Linked DNA regions of Mus musculus: region 1 is linked to region 2. A link is a loop called in an ENCODE intact Hi-C map of the cell type or tissue named here. Cell type or tissue: left cerebral cortex. All regions are shown on one strand. Links, peaks and the distances in the headings refer to the core of each region. The heading gives the core; the rest is flanking DNA. Region 1 overlaps Kalrn (kalirin, RhoGEF kinase). Region 2 overlaps Kalrn (kalirin, RhoGEF kinase).

Region 1 (5,375 bases), core at 119-5,118, 75 kb after region 2:
GTGTCCATAACTAAGAGCTATTTTATTAGATCTAAGTGCATCCCATTACAGCATTGATTTACATTTCCCTGGTGAGCAGAGATGCTGACTCTCTTCAGTGCACTGGTACCTGTGGGTCTTCTCTGGCGAAGCATCTATCAAGCTCTTTGCCCATGTGTTAGTCCAACTGCTTTGCCCTTCCTTGCTAAATTCTCTGTCTTGATAAACCCCGATGGGACGCCACACTGCATTCTGTCACAGTTTTCATGGCTTGGGGTGCTAAGCCCATAGCCCACAGAGCATCAGAATCATCAAGGGGCTTGAAATATTGAGGCACATGCCTGAATTTTGGTCTACGGCAGAGTGTGTTACTAAAAAAACGAAACAAAACCCCTCCAGATTTCAGGAGTTGGAAATCACAATAGTCTTTGTCTTTTGTGGGGTGTTGCCCACAACTACCTGCTGCTGAGACAGTGAGAGGAAGCTGTGGAGAGAAGATTAGATCTCAGAAGGCCCAACTCCAGCGAGGATCCTGAGAGACCAGGGCGAGGAAAGGAATGTCAAAGGCAGGCCCGCCCCAACTCTGTTACAAAGTCTGGATTTTTCTTGACAATCCCGTGAGTCAACACCATTGCCTGTCTTGGAACAGCCCCCTCCTGCCCTAGAGGAGGCCCGGGAAAGGAGGGGCAGAAGAACCCTAGAGCCATCTAGAGGCCTGCAGGCTAAGTGTGCAGAGAGTGAGGTGTGGGGTGGGAGCTCCTTCTGCCTGGCTCCTTGTGGCTTGGGAGAGGTACAGTGCCTTCCTGTGGCCCAGACTCTCTTTGGAAGATGGAAGCCTGGGCTAGTGCAGAGGTTCTCAACCCAGGCTGAACCTAACATTCACTTCTCATGCCTCAGACAGGGATTCTGGCTCCAGCCAGTTCTGGGTGCTGTTCTGGAAGGCTCGTGCGACTTTAATGGACACACTGGTTGAAGACCTGTTCTAGGTGCCCTGAGTTCCCTTCCTGATGTGTAGTCCTTATGCTCCTGTTTCTGGCCCAGTTATCCATAGAGCATTTAGCGTATCATAGATAGTCCTGGGACCTCACACAGCCTGTAAGGTATCGACTTGTGCCAACCCACAAAATCTAGCAGGGCTAGTTCCTTTTTCCTGGGAACTGAAGAAGAAATCAATTCTGACCTCCACATTCCCAGTTTGAGGCTGTCCTCTCCTATTCCACAAAGCCCGGGGAACGCATTCAGGGTAATTTCTACTGTGGCGTGCCTACTGAATAAAATCAACAGCTGGCAGAAGAAAGCGCCAGGTTGCTAGTAGGTGGCCAGGCTGGGAGGCAAGCAGAATCAGCTCACTGGGTCTCTGTTGCTTCCAAACGTGGTCTTTTATTCCGGGTATGAGGGTGCCTATAGCATCCTGTGTCCTGACGGTGGGGGGCAGAGCGCTACAGTGCTCATGTCTATATTCACACCCCCAACCCCACCCCGTCTCACTGTTGCTCAGGCAGCCCAGAACTTGTGGCAAGCTTCCTGTCTCAACCTCCTAGGAGCTGGGAGTATAGGTGTAAGCTACCATGCTTGGCCTGACACCCTATTTTCTAGCTCAGCTGGAATGGGAGTGGCTTCACACACTGCTGCTTTGCAGGCCCAGCCGGCCTATGCTTGGAAAGAGAGGCCAACCTGCAACTAAAGAGCCAATGCAGACTGGTGGTCACTTTTGGAAGCCATTCTGGTTGGTTCAGTTAGCTAGAAAGTCCTGCAACTGCTTGCCTCCCTCCTTTCTTCTCCCTTTCCCACCCTGGTCCTCAGCTCTCATTGGGTCCTATCTCTACAGCTTCCCCTAGTCTGTCCCATGGGAGTTTCACCCTGAATGCCTCTCACTAGCCTCTGATTCTCCATCCTTGGTTTGATGCTAACCACCTGCACACGTAGTGAGCCCATCTTCTCGGAGGGTGTGCACATATCATTCAGTCACAGGCTGGAAAGGGGGTGCGGGCTCCTCAGGGAAAAGAACCCATACCTGGGATCTATGAAAGCTATCTTTCTCTCCTTTACTGGCTGCACTCTAAGGTCTGGGTTTGTGGAAGTTTGTAGGCACTTACTTTGCTGGACAACAAAGGTTCGGGGTAAGTCCCAGGACTGGGGAGTGTTGAGTGTGCTTTGTGTGTGCAAGCTCTGGAGAGAGAGAGAGAGAGAGAGAGAGAGAGCCATTTTTCCTCACCTAACTCAAAACAGAGGCGCACTCTAATCCTGATTTTAGTCTTCCTTTACACTAAGGATGTCAGAGGGCATTGGTGGACATTGGTGGGCATTGGTTTCTTCAAAGGAACTTGTAATTACAAATTCTATACAGCTTCTCCATAGTGTCCCCAAGGTCCTCAAAGGAAAGAGGGGAGGAAGAAGATAGTGGCTCAACTAAGGGTGGGGTGTAGCTGTGTGTGTGTGTAGGAGGAATCAAGGTTTTTTTTTTTCCTCACTAAACTTGTTTTAATGGTCTCAAAATTCTGTGACAGATTTTTGGTTGTTTCCATTAAAAAGTACTGATTTTGAAAACTAATAACTTAAAACTGCCCCCCACCCCACACACACACAAATGGTCCACAAAACATTCTTTCCTTCTGAAGGTTTTAAAATGCATTGTTATCATTAACCAGTCTTTTACTATTAAACTTAAATGGCCAATTGAGACAAACAGTTCTGAGTCCGTTCTTCCACCACTGATTAAGACTGGGTGGCAGGTGTTAGGGGTAATATTCATTTAGCCTTTAGTTTGCATTTCATATGGAAATCTCCCTGAGGCTGAAGAGCTGGGCACTACGAGAATGGTAGTCCACCACCTCCACCTAGTGGTCAGAAGCAGAAATTCATGGTCCCAGCCTTCCATGTATCAGGCAGCCTGCCCTGGGTCTCATGCACAGATGGAATCCCCATGCTAATATCTGACCATTTACACAACTCAGATCTAGACTAAGATTTGGTTCTCTGTCATTTTCTGGGCCTCAGTGTCTTCAACGGAAGATGCATGAGTTTGAGGCCACAGTGGTTTTGGAAGACAGTGTTCTCAGACTCCACTGTGAACCAGCCACCTGAAGAACTAGCTGGTGTAGAGTCACTCACGGAGCAGGTAGATGGGGCCTGAGCGGCCCTGCTGCTAACAGGCACACAGGAGCTGCTATGGTGGAGAGCTTTTTTGGAGAGCCACTACAGTTAGTCTCCCTGGCACCAGTAAATAAGAGGCACACGGAAAACAGACCAGGCCTGGATAACGGCGATCAGTGGCTATTCTTGATTGTCAAATTGACTACATTTGGAATTAACTAAAACCTCCAAATGGAGGGCGCCCCTGTGAGAGATTATATGCCTGATCTGAAGTAGGAAGACTCACTTCTAATCTGGATCTTGGAGGTGGAAAGACACACCTTTAATCCAGATCTTTTGAGATGGGAAAACCCATCTCTAATCAGGTTCACATCTGCCAGAAGTCTACATAAGCCACGGAGGAAGGAAGCTTCACTCTTAGCCTGCTTTTTCTAGCCTTGCTAGAAGGTTCATTCCTTCACCGGCCTTAGAGCCAACTTCTTCAGGACCCCAGCGCACACTGAAGACCAGCTGAGACGTCCAGCCTTGTGGACTGAAGAACTACTGAATTCTTGGACTTTCTGTTCATGGCCAGCCATTGTTGGGTTAGCTGGACCACACCCTGTAACTTATTCTAATAAATCCCCTTTATATATGTAGGATTTATTATGTATAAATGTATATCATATATATTCATTCTATAAGTTCTGTTACTCTAGAGGACCTGGACTAATACACTGAGTGCATCGAAGGAAAAAAGAGGCAGGGTGACCTCTGACCCTGAGCAGAGGGGCTAGTCAAGCCCTACTCGGCTGTGACCAGTTGCTGGGGTTGCTCAGTCCTCCTGTCAGGGTGAAAACTCAAATCTAGATGTAGTAGTGTGTATAGGGAAAGCTGGGAGAGAGCTTGGAGGTTAGTGGTTCAGCCATTGTTTCATTGTTTTTAAGATGAGATGGACACAGAAAGGTTGGATGTTTTTCTCCAAGCCACACAGACACAGACACAAGTAGCTTTTACTTCCGGCTCTCCACTCTCTCAGAGAAGCCGGCTCAACCAAAGCAGACTCTCAGGTCAGTTCTACCATGCCCAGCCCGCACCTGCCACCCCACCCCCTCAACTGTCCCTACCTTTCAAGGGGAAGAAGCAGTCCATTTCCACGCTGCTGCGAGAGTGTGAGATGCACAGGGCGCTGCTGGGTACCAGGCCTTCCTGTGGGGGGCTCCGCTCTGTGGTGCGGACCAGACACCAGCCAGGCCTCTCACTCGGTCGTTCCAGCAGCTCCACCGTCTGGCCCACCTGGATGCTCAGCTCGCTGCTGTGGCCTGCGCTGAAGTCCTGGAGGACCACGGTCAGCTCACATCCACCTGAGAGCTGTGGTGGTGGTGGCAGAGGGGTAGAATTCGAGGGTGTGTGTGTGTGTGTGTGTGTGTGTGTGTGTGTGTGTATAGGCAAGAGGGAAGAAGGCAAAGAATGGGTGAGAGTGGAGGGGAGGAGAAAGGAGGAGGATAGATGGGAGAGGGTAGAAAATGTTTGGAATAAACAGGAAGGAAAAAGAAAAGAAGAAACAAGGCAATTAGCACAGTGTTATTGGCCACTCAGACAGTTCAGCCACAGCCGCTCTGGAGCCTGCCCAGAGCCGGGGCTTTCGTTCTAATTCCCGGCCTCCTTAGAGTCCCTTCTATTACTTCTGTGCCAAGCTTCCTGTCAATTGTCCCTTCAAACTCCTTCCCTGTGTGCCCTGTTCTTCCTTCCATAGCCCTCCCTGGTCCCCAGTGACAGCCCTTAGACACAGATGTGCTCGTGTTTGTTCCCAACTCACTCTCGCTGCGATCTAGGTGATGTCTGGGAATAATGTAAGACATGATCTCCTTTTGTTCCAACCCACAGAGCATCCTTCATCCTTACCCCTCTCCGAGCCATAAGCCTAAACCAGGCTATGACAACACAAGAAAGAATGGGGCTTTGCTCACAGGCATCTGCCTGGCCCTCAGGGACCAGGGGGTGGGAAGAGAAGGGAGAAGAGGAGCCATGCCTTATTTAGGAGCAAACAGTACTGCACTCTATGCTTAAATGGCCTATGTTTCCCTACTGCAGGGGTGGGGGTGCAGAAGAATAGAGCAGGGGAGAAACCCTGGAGGACAGAAACAGGCCCTACTGGCTGCACCCTGAGGTGGCTTGCTCTTCACCTAGGAGTCTGTACCCCTTCCTCCCTTACCTTGGCCACACATCTATGGGGATCACTTATATATCATGCTCATAGAATGGAGCTCAGAGCCTCTAGTCTGGAATAGTAACTGTGTTAAGAGTCAGCAAGGAAGGCAGGG
Region 2 (5,375 bases), core at 239-5,238:
AAGAAGATGAGACATGACCAAAGAAGCCTAGCTGGTGTGAAAGGGAGCAGCACCACCTTCCAGTTCTCCAGTTCGGAGAATCGAGAGTTTGAGGCCAGCCTGGGCTACTTAACAAGACTCCTTCAGAAACAAAACGAAACAAAACAAACAAACAAAAAAACTAGATTGATATACATGCATTTCAAGGCACTGCATGATCAACAGCCAAACGATTTAAAAATAATACAATGCTTTTTCATGGTCAGTTCCAACATTAAAAGTTACTCAAAAATGAATGTTAGTTACTCTTTGGTCTACCTGAAATTCTTCTAGCTACAAACAGACTTTATTTAGTTACTTTGTTATTGTTGTTGTTGTTGTTATAATAAAATACTTGAGGAAAGCAACTGAAGAAGTAAGGAAGGATTTCTTTTGGCTCTGGTTTAAGGTGTTTAAGGGGGTAAGCTCTACCCCGATGGGGAGGACACAGTGTCTGGGGGTGAGCTGGTCACATTGTATCCATATAGATGAACCCTGGCGTTCAGCTCAGATTCTCCTTTGTTCTTTTTTATTTAGTATAGAACCCTATCCCCTGGGAGGGTGTTGTGCACACTCAGGGTCAGTCTTCTAGAAACATCTTCACAGGCATGCCCAGAGTAGTGTCTCCAGGGGATGTTCATCTAGTCAAGCACCAGTGAAGATTCGCTATCTCACACCTGCCGTCTTTCACACTGGTAGGGGATGGGTGGCCTTTGGGAGCTTTGGTGCTGGGTGTGCCACTGTGAAGACACTGTGGATTCTTACCTCTTCCTGCTCTTTGTGCAAGGCCAGAACCATTTCAAGCTGCAGCTTTGCTCTCGGCCTTACCCATGCGCAATCTTCTTCATTCTGCTCTATTTCTCTCTTCTCCAGATTCCAACCTACTACTTAACTTATTTTCTTTGTCTGATTTCTCCCAGTAGAACATAAATGTGCCACGCGTGAAGGCTTTCTGCTGTTGCTATTGTGTGTCTGACTCATTGATCTGTCCCACTGGTGGGGCAGATGATGTGCTTAACAAGGGTCTGGTGAGTGACTGACGAGTGGCAAGTCCCCTCTCAGCATCTTCCTCCTTCTATACAAACGATACCTGTTTGCATCCTCTCTCCATGTGGCTCTCATGTGACTCCTTGGTGACCTCCTCCCGTGCCCTGATGGAGCCTTCAGTGTCTGCACTCTGCTCTAGCCTCTCACGGTATTTATACCTGAGCACCATGTATCTGCTCTTTCCTGTTGGCCGTGGGGTCCAGCAGGTTAGAGCGAGGGCATCAACAGTCAGAGACATTCAGCAGGTCAGTTTTCAAGAGCATTCAGGATATGGAAAATGGAGGGTGAGCTGAGAGAGGAGATGGTACAGTGGGCTGAGAGAGCAACAACCATGTCTGTCTTGTTATCACAAAGTCGAACAATATCTCACTTGGATAATGACACGTGCTCTTAAGGCTCACTCAGAGTGACAATCGGAGGGAATGGCTTTTCCAAGGACCACATGTCACTTCAAAGGTCACTTTGCTTCATCTTGACCAAGGAATAGGAACGAGTTCTGACCACTCCCCACCCCCACCACTGTAACAACCTTGGGAGCAGCTGGGGAAGGAAGGGCACGTGCTCTGCAAGGCTCCGGAAGCTTCACTTAGGAGATGACAGCTCATTTAGATAATTCTTGGGGGTCCTTCTGACCCTCAAAAAGTTCTGGGGGTAAACACAGGTATTAGTTTACATGACATACTCCTCTCCAGCACATGGTGACAGCCCTGCTTTGATAGCAGGCTCTTGCTATGAGCTACCACTTTTGCTTCTAAGGAGACAAAACTCTAAATGTTTACTTTGTCTATTTGCCAGCATGAAAGAACTTGGCTTATTTGATTCACTTATTTCTGCTCATTTTTAAGTTTGTGGCCTAGATAAGGGAGGCATGGATGTAAAGGAGAAAGGAAGACAGAGACTAAGACGGGACCCATAACACCTGCCTAGCCCTGTCTGCCTGCTACTCACACACCGAGTTACTGGCAGCTTGCTTCCAGAGGACTGGATCGGCCCCAAAGGAGAAAACTTAAGTTCTGAAGAGGTATGGTTGTCTCTGCTTCGCTGATGTCTAGTACAGTCTTCATATCTCAAATACCAGGAGACTGACTTTGCATCAAGGTAGAGAACTCAAACCTTCCACAGCATGTGGGGTTTTGTGAGATGTGAATGGGATCTTACCACTAGACATTCATAGTGAGAGGAGGTTCTTGCACAACGAAATCTACAAATAGATGTGAAATGAAAGACCAGGGAGAAGGAGCAGAAGTGTGCCTTGCCTGGCAGCAGAGCCTCTCCTGTGCTTCTCTTGCCAGCATCTGAGGAGCTCCTCCTCAGATATCTCCACTAGACTTCTGCCACAGTTAGGGACTCTGTCGCTGCATACCCACTGGACTCATCTGCGTTCTCTAAATTCCATTATTTTCATTTTTAAAAGCATGTTTTACAGTTGTATTAATCTTGGCTATAGTCACATTTTTGTCAATAACAACAATCTCACAGAATATTCCCCGAGCCCAAGCTTCCTTAAGGCAGTGCCAAAATGTTGTTCTGTATAGATATGGGCCATCTTCACTTAAAAAGGATGAGAGTAGTTAGACAGGCAGCACGGGCCTGTCTAATTTCCTCCTCGAAATTGCCCAGCACACACATGTACCAGGTGGGCCACTTACATCCTGCCTCTCAGCGCCTTGGCTTTCTGTTCTTCTTCCAGGTTTCTAGGAGGTGTGGGAGGGGTCATCCCCTCATTCAGGCAGCCTGTAGGGTCCTTCAAGCTCCCCCGGTAAGAGCCTCCTTCCAGAGTCTAAAAAGAGAAGAATAAATAGTCTGAGAGTGAGAACTGGAAAGTTCTTTACAAGCCCTGTGTCTCCCCAGCCTGGCCACAGGCAATAGGAAGGCCAGCAGCCAAGGCTGTGCTCTCTGAACTACAGTGAAGCATCAGGAGATCAGAGACTTCCTCCTCCTTGCAGCAGGTTGCTGCCATCCACAATCAGGGATGACACTACTTGTCATGTGATCAGGACACATCAGGAACCCGTGTGATCAGGGCACACTAGGCATCCATGTGCCACCAACTGCCCAGACATAATGAAATTGTCACGGCGATTTATCTCTGGGTGAGGCTCCAGCAGGAAAGCTAACCACTACGGTTCTATACCAAATAAGGTGTTGTTGGGAAGGAAAACGGGTCATAGGACTACTTCATGCAAATTGGAAAGCGAAGGAAAGTGACAGAGGTAGGTGGTGGAAACCATACTTTGTTAGGGTAACTGCAATTCTTGGAAGAAGACAATGAGATGTAGTCGGAAAAACAGCCAACAGATGGAGCCTGTTCTAAAAACATCTTTGTTAATGTTGCCAAGAGCTTTCTTTCATTAATCCTCATTCCTGTTAATTAAGGTGGTACATAAGGTGCTTACTTGTTTGAGAAAAAAAAAGGTAAGTGGATTAATCCAGTATCTAGAAGCAGCCGAGAAAAGGAACCTGAGGGCTAAGCCCAGATCTGAAGAACACAGGGTTCTCTTGTAGGAGACACGAAACTGTCCCGTGTGTCCCTGGGTTTTCAGATCAGATCCTCCCTTTTAGCAAATTTCTAAAGGACAGAGATGATGCTTGTACAAACCCCAGGAAAGGCTAAGAGTGCTCCCCAGTGGTTAGTTCTCTCTGTCACTGGTACTGGTAACAGTAACATATTCAAGTTGTAACATACTCAAGTTGTAACTGGTAGCGTAATATCCTCTTTGGGGCCAAACTAACATTTTAATGTCCTAAGTTGATTTGCTTAATGCTTATGTTTAGGATACTGGATAGGTCTTTGAAGAGTTTTTAATTTTAATTTTTTGGCAGTCTCATACATATATGCAATGAACTTTAGCTCTTTTGTTTTTCCCCTATTACTACCCTGTCCTATCCCCACCCCTTTTTCACCTGAAACCCTTCTTTCCTAACAAGGTGCCTCCTACTTTCGTCTCTGTGTGTAATAAATAAATAAATAAATAAATAAATAAATAAATAAATAAGGCTACTTCCTGGGTGGGAGGTTACTTACTTGAGCGTGCCCAACTTATCAGTGGACTTATCAGTGGCTACACCACTGAAGAAAGTGACATCTCGGGCTGGAGAGATGACTCAGCGGTTAAGAGCACTGACTGCTCTTCTGAAGGTCCTGAGTTCAAATCCCAGAAACCACATGGTGGCTCACAACCACCCTTAACGAGATCTGATGCCCTCTTCTGGAGTGTCTGAAGACAGCTATAGTATACTTACATATAATAAATAAATAGGTCTTTAAAAAAATTTATTAAAAAAAAAAAAAAGAAAGAAAGAAAGTAACATCTCCCCTGTGAAACTGTTAATAGTCCTCAGGGAGGGAGGTTCCTGAGCCCTTCCTTGTTTCATGATGAAATGTTGCTGGGTCCAATCTTAGATAGGTCTTGTCAGATAACCATAGCTGCTTTGAGTTCATGGGTGCAAGAGCCATGAAACAATGGAAGCCCAAGAGATGATGTTCTGCAACATTGTATCCCATCTTCCAACCCTTGCATTCTTTCTAACCCCTCATTGGTTGTGTTCCCTGAGCCTGAGAGTGGGGCTGTATGCAATGTAAGTGCCCTGAGGATCAGCGGAAGCTACAAGGGAAACAACAGAGATCAAGGTCAAGGCAGACATCCAAGGTCAAGGCGGGCATCCATAACACAAGCATGAAAGGCAAATGTCAACTACCCAAGGTGCCTGACCATGCCGGCCTCTGTGGTTTCTAGAAAGAAAGGCTTCGTTTAGTAGTCTTTGAAAACTTTAGTTCTAAGACACAAGACACCAAGTTCTAATAGTGCCGATCATCGAGGCGGTAGAGCAAAAGGCTGTGGCCTGGTCTTAAACAGTCTGCGCTTGAGAATATCCATCACTGACTCTCTTAGCTGCTACATTTCAACAGAAGCCAAACAGAGGCAGGAAGGAACATTCCAGGGAAATAAATGAAAGCAAATGTGGTACCCAAGAGGAGAAATGAAAGAGAATATTAAAGCCTTATATATTGTCGAACGGTGACATCAGCCTTCTCCCCCACTCCCTAAACTGAGCAACAGTGTCAAGGGTCAAACAGGGATCTGTTGCCAACACTAGAATTAAACGCACAGACAGCATCTTCCAGCTTGAGAGAGACAACTGCTTTCCACTTGACGTAAAGGTGTTTACAGAACACGTAATCAACCATGGAAACTGTTATATCCAGAGCAGCAGTATAGGCTAAAAATAAAGAAAGGTCGAGGAGGGTTTAGCTACATTTATAGATACAGGATCTGTAACCTGTTATTAAGGAAATTAGAATGTCGGGT

What was found. A loop is a pair of places that touch in the nucleus more often than their neighbours do. Peaks named below come from ENCODE experiments on the same cell type or tissue, not always from the same donor. Only the 100,000 strongest peaks of a DNase experiment are listed, where the experiment ranks them.
Region 1: it touches region 2 in a loop (2.9-fold over the local background); 2 of 42 quality-filtered maps call a loop at or near these places.

What each region holds. Positions count from the first base shown.
Region 1 is chr16:34,112,044-34,117,418 of GRCm38, forward strand. It overlaps Kalrn (kalirin, RhoGEF kinase), which reads right to left. Exons shown (of 60, transcript NM_177357.3): 34 at 4,179-4,422. Among named protein-coding and RNA genes, the nearest start is that of Gm41448, 5.4 kb to the right of the region's middle. In left cerebral cortex, for the core only: CTCF peaks have their summits at 674 (motif pointing left) and 2,824 (motif pointing left); DNase peaks (open chromatin) are centred at 708, 1,364, 2,823 and 4,734; H3K27ac peaks cover 372 bases.
Region 2 is chr16:34,037,165-34,042,539 of GRCm38, forward strand. It overlaps Kalrn (kalirin, RhoGEF kinase), which reads right to left. Exons shown (of 60, transcript NM_177357.3): 38 at 2,715-2,845. Among named protein-coding and RNA genes, the nearest start is that of Umps, 73 kb to the left of the region's middle. In left cerebral cortex, for the core only: CTCF peaks have their summits at 3,363 and 3,562; a DNase peak (open chromatin) is centred at 3,276; H3K27ac peaks cover 743 bases.